Regions from separate parts of the Mus musculus genome. Here region 2 is linked to region 1. Evidence: chromatin contacts called from ENCODE Hi-C data. All regions are on one chromosome and are shown on one strand. The core of a region is the stretch at or near the end of the contact, and the rest is flanking DNA. Distances in the headings are between cores, read along the strand shown.

Evidence for each region. A loop is a pair of places that touch in the nucleus more often than their neighbours do.
Region 2: a map of T-helper 1 cell shows a loop between it and region 1 (45-fold over the local background). The contact joins two enhancer-like sites. A Hi-C loop is called at or near these places in 2 of 37 maps with a recorded cell type or tissue (T-helper 1 cell and T-helper 17 cell).

What each region holds. Positions count from the first base shown.
Region 1 is chr4:32,350,084-32,356,554 of GRCm38, reverse strand. It overlaps a transcript of Bach2 not described here. Among named protein-coding and RNA genes, the nearest start is that of Bach2, 64 kb to the left of the region's middle. Within about 2 kb of position 4,559, at least 1 of the 3 ENCODE cell types and tissues checked has a DNase peak (open chromatin) inside an H3K27ac peak, as active enhancers do.
Region 2 is chr4:154,944,949-154,951,029 of GRCm38, reverse strand. No RefSeq gene overlaps it. Among named protein-coding and RNA genes, the nearest start is that of Hes5, 13 kb to the left of the region's middle. Within about 2 kb of position 4,514, at least 1 of the 3 ENCODE cell types and tissues checked has a DNase peak (open chromatin) inside an H3K27ac peak, as active enhancers do.

The DNA.
Region 1 (6,471 bases), core at 3,310-5,809:
GAAGGCAGACTGGGGACTGAGGACCATCAGTTGTCAATGTGTTGGGGGAGTGGTTAGGACGTCTAGCATCTCACCTCCCCAACACTGCTCAGAACAGACAGCAGGCAGTGGGGCACGGTTCCAAGCACAGGCATGATGCAGCACCCTGGAGACCTATCAAAGTACCACATACTCAGCAAGGAGACCAACCACCCTGGGCTGGCAGTTACAAGTTGGAAAGGATACGTCGGAGTAGTTGGAACACCTGGCCAAAGGCTTGCATTCGATGTGGACTTCCAGGCTAGCAGCCCTCCGATGTCTACTGCCCGTATGAGACCTAGATAGACCCAGCAGCTCTTCAGGAAGTTCTTTTGAACCCCAGGCTGGAGGCTGCTCCCAGGCAACTGCTCACAGTCCACTCGAGCACTTGGCTGATTTTCAGACCTGGGCTTTCTAAAGTTCTTATAGGCAGTGACTACACGTTTCGTTCATCTCTGAAGCCTTGTAAATGTTTATAAGCTGGCAGAGCTCTTTAAACGCTGGGCTGATTGAGTAAGCATTAGCACTGGATTTACTTAAGTTACAGTGTTCTCATAGATCAGATAGTGTGTTAATTGGATGAAGGTCTGAGAATAAAAGTGAAGGTTGAAAGAAATCAAGTTCCTACTTATTCCAAAAAACCAGAGACCAGAACTTGTAGCATTCGAATGGGTTTTATTTCCGAAGGAAGAGAGTCAAGAACCACCATGGTTTTCTGTGCTTAGACACCAGGCAAGGGAACTACCTATTCAAGATGGTCCCCATTCCTGTGCCTTTAGGGAGTCTTGTTCTAACCATGTCACATTAAATTTCTGTAATTGCAGCCAATCACTGGAATACACCTCAGGAATCTAAATACATCCAGTGTTCTGTTAGGAGACCTGGATCTTTAAAAATGACAAAGAAAATGATGATAGTCAACATAACAAAAACTGATGTAACGTTCATATTCTCCTAAGCCCCTGAGAAATTCTGTTGCTTCTCCTGAGTACAAGTCACAAGGCAGGAGACACTCTCCTCTGTCCCTACAGCCACCTAAGACGATGCTGATAAACTCAGACTTTAGCAGGATTCTCCAATGCGGATCCCCAGGGAACCATCTCGAGCAAGAGGGGCACAGGAAGACTTTCTCAGCGCCAAAATTCTCTACACAAAGAGCTGAGGCCTTTTCTGTGGCAGATCGTGGATGGACAGATGGACAGACCACAGCAGCCCTCTGTTTCCCTTCTGAGAAGGGTGGGACCAGTGGGTGGGTCTGCGTAGAGAGAACCAGGTAAGGGTGAGGAAGTGAAGTGTATACCCGAATTCCTGTAGTCAGCCTGCTTTGAAGCCTATCCACTAGCTTTAATTTCAATTTAGAGTCAACTGGGCCTCTGAAGGAGTCCACTCATCTTTTCATGATCAACTGGGTGGGCATTTGGTTTTAGAGATTTTGGAGCACAATTTTAAAAGGAAAACTTATAAAATGTTAAATGTCTTTTTGTTGTCCGTGTGTGCACATTTGCATGCATGGGTGCATGTGCAGGCGAGCTTGGATGCATGCAAGCACACACATGCTGAATCCAGAAGCTGATATTAACTGTCCTGTCTATTAATCTGCATCCCTAATAATGAAGCAGGGCCTCTCACTTGAACTTGGAGCTTGAGGACTGGGCTACCCAAGCAAGCCTGGTCACTCCAGGGATCCCTGTCTCTAGGATTAGAGCTGAGTTGCCATGACTGTTGGGTCTGCATGCAGCTGGGGCGCCGCATCCAGCTTTACACCCTCCCGCCAAGTGCCTTGCCCACTGAGACATCTTGTCAGCTCTGTGCATAAACTGAGAAAAGGTGGATATTCATCTTCTTAAAAAAAGGGGGGGGGCAGTGCATATAGCATCCTGTGAAATGCCCACGCCCACAAACGCTTATGTGCTCAGGACGTTCCAGAGATGAAGCTGTACAAGGCTGTACAAGATGGCTCATCTCCTAAAGGGCTGAAAAGAGATGAAGCTGTACAAGATGGCTCATCTCCTAAAGGGCTGAAAAGGGGCTTCAGAGCTTTCTTAAAACGGAAACATTTCCAAGATATACACATAGCTTCCATGTTCTAAGCCTAAAACACATAACACATTTCCTTCTTGAGACAGAACTGAAAATATCAGCTTAGGAGTCAATTAAATATTTAAAGAGATGCATATTTGGTCAGAGATGGAAACACAGATGCTGGGGACTGCAGAGGAAAAGATCTTGCTTGATCTTTATCCTGAAGTTTGTCCTTCCAAAAGCATCCCCAACGTCAACTCCTGTCTTGGGTCATTTGTCTCATCTTACGGAGGTAGAATGGAATTGCAGTACAGGGTGAAGTGTGTGTGTGTGTGTGTGTGTGTGTGTGTGTGTGTGTGTGATGGGGCAGGGTCTCAGGTAGCCGAGGTTGGCCTTGAAAATGACCATTGATAACTCTGTCTTTGTGTGTATCTGTCTGTTTCTTTCTGTACGTGTGTGTGTCTATATCTCTGTATGTATGTCTCCATGTGCATTCATGTGGTGCATAGGTGTGTGTGTGTGGTGAGGTAAGGTGTCAGGAAGTCAAGGTTGGCCATAAAAATGACCTTGGATAAGCCCCTTTCTGTCTTTGTGTGTGTCTGTCTCTCTGTACTTATGTGTGTGTCTGTGTTTGTCTATCTGTATGTATATGTCTGTCTGTGTCTCAGTGTGTGCTCTCTCTGTGTGCATGCACATGAGGTGCATCTGTGTGTGTGTTTGTGTGTGTCTCTCTGTACATATGTGTGTGTGTCTGTGTTTGTCTATCTGTATGTATATGTTTGTCTGTGTCTCAGTGTGTGCTCTCTCTGTGTGCATGCACATGAGGTGCATCTGTGTGTATGTGTGTGTCTCTCTGTGCATATGTGTGTGTATGTATGTGTCTGTGTTTGTCTAATCTCTCTGTTTGTATATGTCTCTGTGTGTATCAGTGTGTGCTCTCTCTGTGTTCATGCACATGAGGTGCATCTCTCTGTGTGTGTGCGTGTGTGTGTGTGTGCGTGTGTGATGGCCAGAGTTTAACAGTGTCATGTGCTGTCTTCACTGCTTGCCCTCTTTAATTTTCTTTTTAGAGACAGGGTTGCTCACTGAGTTAGCCAGACTGACTGGGCAGCAGGCCCCAGGGATCTCTCCCTTTCTCTGACCCTGACACAGGGCTTATAGGCTCATGTTACCATGCTTAGCTTTTAAGGATCTTGGAGACTTGAACTCAGCTCTTAGGCTTACATGGACAGCTAGCAACATGTAATTAAGCTACCTCCCTGGACCCAGACCTTGGCTCTCTGCCTCTCATTACAGGCATGTTCCACTCACACTGAGTTTGTTTGGTAATGGGATCAAATGATGAGCTTTGTCATGCTCAGACAGCACTGTACCACTGAGCTACATCCTTGTTCTCCAGTGCAACCTGTGGAGGAGGGTCCTGTTTAGATAAGCCTGGAATGAGCCAAAAGGAGAAGTTTCCTAGCAACGGCTTTCCTCTTTCCTGTGTGGCCACTCTCAAATGCTGCTCTGAGCAACCGCTAGCTCCTGCTGCAGTTCCTGAACTGGAGGCTCTGCGCACTTCTGGCCAGCACAGACTCAGCCAGCTTTCTCACTGGCCTTGCACTTACTCCGTGGTTGGGAAGGAGGGACATCTTTGGCTGGTTCACAACCCTGAGCACCAATGACTGAATTCCCCAATGCAGTCCTTGGTTTGGCTGAGGTAATCTCAAACACTCTCAAGGGAAAGGAATCAATATAATGTCTTGTAAGGGGCAGCTTGGCATGCACACCCTCCATCTGGATAATACAGGCATTAGAAAGTCCCTGTTCTTTGATCCTGGGAATCGTTTTCCAGGGGTGTAGCCCATGGAACTGCCGGATACTGGCTATCTAAACAAGCAGGCTGTGCGAGGAGTCTGACCAGACCTCCGACGAAAGGGGAAGAGCGGCAAGTCCTTAGAGGGCTGGCTTAAAAATATGGAAGGTCAAGTAAAAGCAAATTGTTTATTACAAAATTTAAATAATATTCTATACGACTTCCATAATATGTGAAGCAAACGGCAAATAATAAATTCAAAACTGTGTGTGGGTGTCCATGGGATGGAACACACATTACAGGTTCCCAAATAACGTGTAAATCTCTTAGAGTACCAGTAAGTACTTAACAGTGCCTGTGTTATAATACAAGTGCTCAATGGTGCTATTTGTTTGTTAGGTCATTTGACCCCAGACAATATAACTATTTATGGACTAATGACTTAGTCACTGTTGGACAAACACTTATACAGTAAAAAGCACTACTTTTATTTCCTTCTTAAATAACCTTGTAAAAACGTATTACGAGATCATCTCTGTATCTCTTAGTATTGCAGAACATCAGGCTGTGGCGTCAGCATAGACCCCACCACCCTCCCTTCCTGTTCTCACTTTAGCATTGAGATGAGGTCATCAAGAGAACGTGGTGCAGTTGAATGCTGATGTAGTAGGACCTGCTTCCGGCTAATACTGGCACAGGGCTCTACAGGCGTGTCCCCCACGATGGACAATGTATGCCGCCAACTCTGGAGCTGCCCTCGGACTTAACACGCTGTCCCAGAGCCCCTCGGCACACGGGTTGGGAAACACAGATAAATAACAAAACGAGTTAACAGTTGCTTTCTCGCAGACTATTGGTTAACTTAAAAAACAACAACAGAAAAGGTTTACAGAATCCTTTCCGAAGAAGCGTCTGTTGGTTTTTACAATTCAAACCCGAGACAGTGACTGGCAGCTTCCCAGAAACCCTTTGTCCTTACAGGAAGGTGGATATTTTGTTCCCCATCAAGTTCGCTCCCTGAAACAAAAATCTCAGGATAGACAGTAAGCAAGGAAACATCTTGGGTAATGCTTTCACTACTAAAAAAGCAAAACCCATAAAAAGCACAGTTCTCATGAATAAACCACCCACAACTCTTCCTGTTCAGAGTCCTGTCTGATCCTTACCCAGGTCAGATCAATGAAGTCACCAGTGCCGCTAACCCAGACATTCACCCTACTTCCTGCGGGGAGCCACTACCATTGTTCAACAATAAACTCTCTGTCCCCCTCCGACGTGCTGTACAGAGCACAGTTGTGCCCTCGTGGGAACTGAGCTATAAATGGCCCTTCGCTATTGGTCTGCAGAGCTGTGGTCGCCAGGTTAACGGTGGTCCTTTAGAAACGGTGCCTGCTGCTTGTCACCCCAGGACTCGCTGCTCCCTTTGTTCTCTGCTGCTTCCTTCTGACCTGTTTGTCAGTTTTTGTACTAAAGGAATGAATAGCCTATTATATCTTCACCAGTTGGGACTTTCAGAACCAATACAGTGAGTTGAGTATAACAGACAATTAGGCCCTTAGGGTATTTAGTGGTTGGTGAATATTTTGTTTGTCTCTGGGTTTGTGGAGGTTGAGGGGTAGAAATGAGTATTTTCCTATTTAATGCTAGCTTTTTAAACTCAAGGAATCTTTAATTTTGTTACCATAAAGTTGGTGTTTTACTGAAATTGATACTTTATTTAATTGGTGTGTGTGTGTGTGTGTGTGTGTGTGTGTGTGTGTGTGTGTTTGTGGGGTGTGGGGGGTGTAGTGTATGTACCTAAAGTCAATATCGGGTATCTTTTCTCAATCTCTTTACACCTTATTTCTGAGACAGGGTCTCTCACTGAACCTGAAGCGTTATCAATTTGGGTAGAGTGGCCTGTGAATGAACTTCAAGGACCTGCCTGTGTCTGCACCCTCGGGGGTAGATTAGACACATACCCACCACTTTTCCATGAGTTCTAGGTCTTCATGCTTGTGTGGCAAACATTTTACCCTCTGAGCCATCTTCTCAGTGTCTTATTGTGTTTTCAGTAGAGATGCCCAGAGATCTATAAAAACACTCACTGTTTCAATCTATTAACTTCTACAAATGGACATATTAATCTCTACTTTAAGTTAGAATTAATTACGGTGTAGTGATACAATGTTTACTTAACAGTTTGGATGCATCTTAATATAAGCAGAGCTCCAATCAGTCTTAGAGCTGTTCTTTAAAATATGAAAAAAATAACTCCCATCTTCCTGTGAGTGTTCGACTGCTCCCAGTTACATTCATCACACTTGCCAGAATTTTTATCTTGTTATCTGTCTATCTCCTTAACTAGGATTAAGCTCAACAAGGGTAGGCATCTGTAATTCATGATTTATCTGTTCCCCAAAACCTAAAGATAAAGAACTCCATCAGCATTTCTTGAAAAGCAAGTGAATGGGTGGGAGCTTTATTCTTAACGATTTTAGTTATATGCTACTTTTCTTTTAACTTTTGTATTTGGGTGTTTTGCCTGGATGTACGTCTGTATGACTGGCGGTCGGAAGAAGGCATTGGATCCCCCTGGGGTTAGAGTTATAAATACTTGTGAGTTGCCATGCAGGTGCTGGGAATCAGGTTCT
Region 2 (6,081 bases), core at 3,265-5,764, about 120 Mb before region 1:
ATGGAGGCTCCCAGTGAGACTCGCAATGACCAGCAGGGAGGATCCATACCCCATGGTCCCAGCCACATTTGGCACTCCTACAGCAGTGGGTGAGTGGGCATCCCCTGGGACTCTTCACAGGTGAAGAGACTACAGGGAGGTTTTGTCGGATCCTATGGCTTCAGCTTAGGAAGAGGCAGGTCAAACTGCCCATCTCCTGATGCTTTGATATGCCCAATATGTGTCAGGCTCTGGAGTGAGTGGACAAAGAGGTGAGGCAAAAGAGGGGCCTCTAGATGCTCCTCAAATCTTCAAGAATGTCAACTTTCTACCCCTCTCCCAGGACCAAGACTCTACTTAGAAATGCTCTAGTAGGTCCCAGAGTCCTCTGCTCTTTTCATAGGTGCCCTGGACAGCCTTTGGCATCTCCACCCTAAAGTCATTCCCTCAGAAGAGCAAGTAGCCCCTGCCAGCCCCATTTCCACCTCCTGCTTCTCCTCATGAAATGGAAAGGAGGAAGCCAAACATTTCTGGGTTGCACAGAGCCCCATGTTTGCCTGAGGCCACTTGGTGGGGCCTAGGGGTGGCAAGGCAGTTCTGCCTTCTTTCCAGGCAGTATCAGCCAGAGAGGAGAGAGGAGAGAGGGGAGGAGGAGGAGAAGGAGGAGGATGAGCACGAGGAGGAGGAGGAGGGAACGAGGGAGAAGAAGGAAGAGGAGGAGAGAGAAGGAGAAGAAGGGAGAGGAGGAAGAGAGAGAAAGAAAGGGAAGAAAGGAGAGGGGAGGAGAGAGAGAAAGAAAGAAGGAGGAGAAGAAGGAGAAAGAGGGAGGGGAAAGAGAGGAGAGAGAGGAGGAGGAGGAGAGAAAAGAAAGAGGAGAGAGAAGAAGGAAGAGGAGGAGAGAGAGAAGAAGAAGAAGAAGAAGAAGAAGAAGAAGAAGAAGAAGAAGAAGAAGAAGAAGAAGAAGAAGAAGAAGGAAGAGAGAGAAAGAGAAGAAGGAAGAGGAGGGGAGAGAGAAGGAGGAGGAGAGAGAAGGAGGAGGAGAGAGAGAAAGAAAGAAGGAAGAGAGGAGAGAGAGAAGAGAGAGTGAAGAAAGAGGAGGAGGAGGAGGAGGAGGAGGAGGAGAGAGGTTGAATAAATAATTTGGGCGGGAGGCCCGCTCCGGGTGGGTTCCCACACCCCACCCCTGCCTTATACATTCATCCCCACAAAAGGCGCGTGCGCGGCAACAAACTCATTCGCCACGGGGCCGCCTGTGCTTTGTGAGCCAAGCTCCTGGCCCCAGAGGCCATCTGGGGAGCAGTCCTCCGCGCGGGCAGGGTGGGGGCTTCCCTCTAGGCAGCCTTTGAGGCCCTGAGCATCAGCAGCAGCTCCCTGGTAACCTCGTTGGAGGTCAGCACATCTGGCCTCAAGCGCCCCTGGAGAGCACCCCTGGAGAGCGCCCCTGGAGAGCACCCCTGGAGAGCGCCCCTGGAGTTGCCTCCTCTTATGTTACACTAGGTATGAGAAGGACACTCTCCAGAGATTCACCTGCTGCTTTAGCCATGACTCAAAAAGGGTTGTGAGCATAGGGTTCAAAACCGTGAGTATCCACTATATAGAAGCTGGACTATGTGGGTCTCAGTTTTCCTATCTATAGAATGGGGCTGATGGTGGTCCCACTCAGGTGTTCACTGAGGAGCACAATGAACAGAGAGGAGACTTCAGAGTGGCCTTGGACTCAAAGCTGCTGGATGTCCCCATTCCTGAATCCCCAAGAACTCTCAAACTCTACATCTGGTTTTCTGGTGGGAACATTCGCATGGGAGTCCAAAGTGATGGACCGGCAGCTAGGTGTAGCCCTCCCGTGCCCCCAGCTCTGAGCTAGGAGGAGAATGTCTACTCAGCTTCTATGCTGTGGTGTTAAATAAGTGTGTGTCTCCCTGCCAAGCCTCTGACTGTGGCCCTGCCTAGGGCACATAGGGTGGAGAGAAAAGAGACTCAGGTGGGTGCAAAGCCTTCTGCAGCCCTGCTTGTGTAGTGGGCATCTCTAAGTCTGGGCAGCTGGGCTGGTAAGGCGGGAGCTGGAGTATTCAAAGGTCTTTCCACTTAAGAATATTTCCTGGCCAAAGGGCTCCTGGGGCCAGAGCCTGGTGGACAGACCCTCTCCGGGGGTGTCCCTGCCCCCAACTTTGCTGGGGAGGGGGTCCTTGAGAGGGTGTCCTGCAGGCTCAGAGAGATAATCCCGGCTTTTGAGAGGCTGTGAGAGGCTGGCCCGGGGACTTTCCCACAGCCCCACATAAAGGGCTGGGCGCCAGCTGCTCTCCCACAAAAGACGCCAGGCCATTCAGGGCCCCCAGGCAGGCGGGGCCAGCAGAGCAGCTACCACAGCCTACCTGGCCACCCTCAAGCCAGACCAAGAATACAAGGAGGTTCCTCCTCCCTGTTGACCAATGAGAGGCCAAGATGTCCCCAGAACTGGAGACCAAGGTGCAGTTTTATAAAGTTCCCTGGGGTAGGTACCCCTCCCTTTTGCCTAAGGCTGGCACCATTCCTGGGCTCCATCACTCAGTCCCAGGGTCTGGGCAAAGGACTCCCTGGAAGTCCCTGCACGCTCTTGCCATTATGCCTGGCACAGTGCCTCTGCTGCTGCCTCTGCCATCGTTAGACTGCCCTGTCTCCTTTCCTCCTGCCACACGTCCTGCCCAGAGTCACACTGGCTGGCACACTTCCTTGCTCCCTGGCTTGCCCATGATGTTCTCTCTCCCAGCATTCATTTCTACCTTGCCCACTCAGCAACCCAGCCTGCCACTCAACCTGAGGGAAAAGAGGGGCGTGGCGATCACCTTATCAGGACAAGGACTTCTCCACATACCTCAGTCACCTTATCTGATGTGAGGAGCAACAATTTTAGCTGATTAGAAATAGCAGTCTGGGGCTGGCGAGATGGCTCAGTGGGTAAGAGCACCCGACTGCTCTTCCGAAGGTCCAGAGTTCAAATCCCAGCAACCACATGGTGGCTCACAACCATCCGTAACGAGATCTGACTCCCTCTTCTGGAGTGTCTGAAGACAGCTACAGTGTACTTACATATAATCAATAAATAAATCTTAAAAAAAAAAAAAAAAGAAATAGCAGTCTGGATAGAGTGGTGAACCTGTAATTCCAGCATCTGAGAGGCAGGCAGAGGCAGAGATATCAGGAGTCTACCGTTAGTTAGCCTTGGCAGCACAGCGAGTTCAAAGCTAGCTCAGCTTATGTGGCCAAAACCAAAAGCAAAAACCAAACCAAACCAAAAACAAAAAACCAAAAGAAAGAAAGAAAGAAAGAAAAATAGAAAGAAAGAAAGAAGAAAGAAAGAAAAGGGAAGAATTTATCAAGTCTTAGAGCTGCTGGGGGGATGGGGGGGGGGGCGTGGGTCCTCTTCCCCTGGAAGTTAGATACCTGTACCAGCACTGAGGTAAGGACTAGCCTGAGAGAGAGGTATGTGGGGCTTCTTGGAGAAGGTGAATACTGGATCATTGCATATTGGGTTGAAGGCAGCTGGGGACCTCTGGGAATGATGGTCTTAACATTTTTAGGGCTGCTCCTGAAGTTATTTTTAAAAACCCTGATCAATCTCACGCGCGCGTGCACACACACACACACACACACACACACACACAAACGCGGGGGGGGGGGGCAGAGGACAGCCTGTAGGATCAGGCTCTCTTTCTATAATGCAGATTTCTGGGACTGAACTTTGGTCATCATCAGGTTTGGCAGCAAGCATCTTTATGCAGCACCCTGACCAAACTTCAGTCACTCCCTAAAACTACCAAGCCCAGTGTGTCCTGGGACTGGGCTGCAGTCCTGCAGGTGGAAGGTAGAGATCAGCCAGGTGTGTGTGTGTGTGTGTGTGTGTGTGTGTGTGTGTGTGTGTGTGTGTGTGTGTGTGTGTGTGTGTGTGTGTGTGTGTGTGTGTGTGTGTGTGTGTGTGTGTGTGTGTGTGTGTGTGTGTGTGTGTGTGTGTGTGTGTGTGTGTGTGTGTGTGTGTGTGTGTGTGTGTGTGTGTGTGTGTGTGTGTGTGTGTGTGTGTGTGTGTGTGTGTGTGTGTGTGTGTGTGTGTGTGTGTGTGTGTGTGTGTGTGTGTGTGTGTGTGTGTGTGTGTGTGTGTGTGTGTGTGCGCGCGCGCGCGTCTGTTTGTGTGTGCACGCGCGCGGGTCTGTGTGTGCACGCGCACGTGCTCTCAGACAACTTGAATAACAAGATGGAAGGCAAGGAGAGCACCAGTCCTGTGCCTTTCCCGTAGGAAGCTGTGGCCAGGGCAGAAGCTGCTAATGACACTGATTTCTAGATCCTGGCTGCAGTGTGCTAGGCAGTGACAACATTCTCAGGGACTGGAGGGTTAAGATCTAAGGGCGAGGAACCTACCAGCCAGAGAGTCCTGTGAGTTCCAGGACCTGGTTGTAGCAGATCTCCACCCCTCACTCCTAATGGATAGTAGCCCAGCCCCTCTGTGGGAGGGCTCATGCTCTGTTGTCCAATCCCGCCTCTCCATTGGCTCCTGGGCGTGGGAAAACGCTAGAGACTACACCAACCCTTCCGTTCCCCCTGTGCCATAAAGGCACGGTGACCTCTGGTCTGGCTGCTTTTCAGAGTCCCCAGCTCTAGGAGTGAAGAATGAGTCCGGCACTTACAGTGTGGGTCCAGCAGGGACCTGGAGGCAGCCTGGACTCTCCTGTTGGAGGTTTGTGGGTCGGGGCAGGCAGAAGCCCTGCCAGAGCTGGGAACAAGGAGGCAGCATCCCTGGATAACCTTGGCCTGGTGGGAGACCGTGGCTGACGTATGACCCTGCCTTGGTTTATATGCCTCTGGCCTCTTCCCCTTACACTCTGAAGCAAAGAAACATACCAGAGGGAATTGGGAAGGAGAGTGCCTCTCCAGCCTACTTTCTACATCAAGTGGTAACCTAGGTGACAAGAGATCCATACTGCCACCCAAGTGCGGCATGCTGGAGCAGCCCCTGCCCATAGGAAGCAGGATGGAGACCTGGTGGCCATGGTTCCAGGCCCTTGGAAACAGGGGTGAAGTCCAGGGTTGCTGACGTGGCTCTTCCTGCAGTTGAGACTCTTGTGTCCCTCCTACTTTTCTCCAGAGCAGAGACTGAGCTGTGGACAGGTGAGGGGTTACCTGCCCTCATGTCTGTCTTCATTTTGGAGAAAGGGTGCGGGGGGCACAGGATTTGTGTATTGCAAAGGCTGTACACTGTCTGACTTGCTCGTGGCAGAGAGGTCTGGACCAACACACCACGGAGGACAGATTTATAGGGAGTACCTTCGTGACCTTTCTAGCCAGACCAGAGCTGGATCCTGTTCCTCCCAGGCTGTGTAGGGGGCTCCATGTTTTATATCAGAATAAGGCTGGATGGACAAATGCTGTAGCAGTATGAGGCTGCTTGGGTATCCCTGGGGCAATGGCAGGCATGTGGAAGAGTGCACACCGTGCATATATACTTCAGAGAGGGAACAGCACAGGCTTTGAATAAAGGCACTGGCCAGCAGTCTCCAGACTCTGAGTCTGTCACTCCGAGTCTGTCACTCTGAGTCTGTCACTCTGAGTCTGTCACCCACTCTGAGGCTGACTGCAACCCTGAGGTCCTGGGTACCACCCAGGCTGGTCCTATGTTGAGGGTTTCCCGGGTTGGGCCCTTGTCTGTCCTGCTGGCTTTGTCCCTGATTCTGTGGCTAACCCAGAGGCCACTTTGGGTCCAAATGACTGGAGAGACCGTCAGGGATGCCTTCAGCTATGCTGGCTCCTCTCCCTGGTTGGCTGAAGAGGCCAACTTACCAGCACCCCAAGAGCCATGGTATGAGCTGCTCGTGCAGTCACCTGCTGCTCAGTCCCAGGGGTAAAGCAGACCATGCCCATTGCAGAGAGGAGCAGCCATCCATCCATAGGGCCATGAGACATTAGGAAGTCAAGTGGGGCTGGTGATGCACTCTCTGCCTCCTTCCCGCTCTTTTTTATTCCTTGGAAATGCAAATTTCTCTCAATTCCCTGACTCCCTCATTGATGATGATCCATGGACATGAGCTTGCTCTATAGACCAGACTGGTCTAGAACTCAGAAATCCGTCACCCTCTA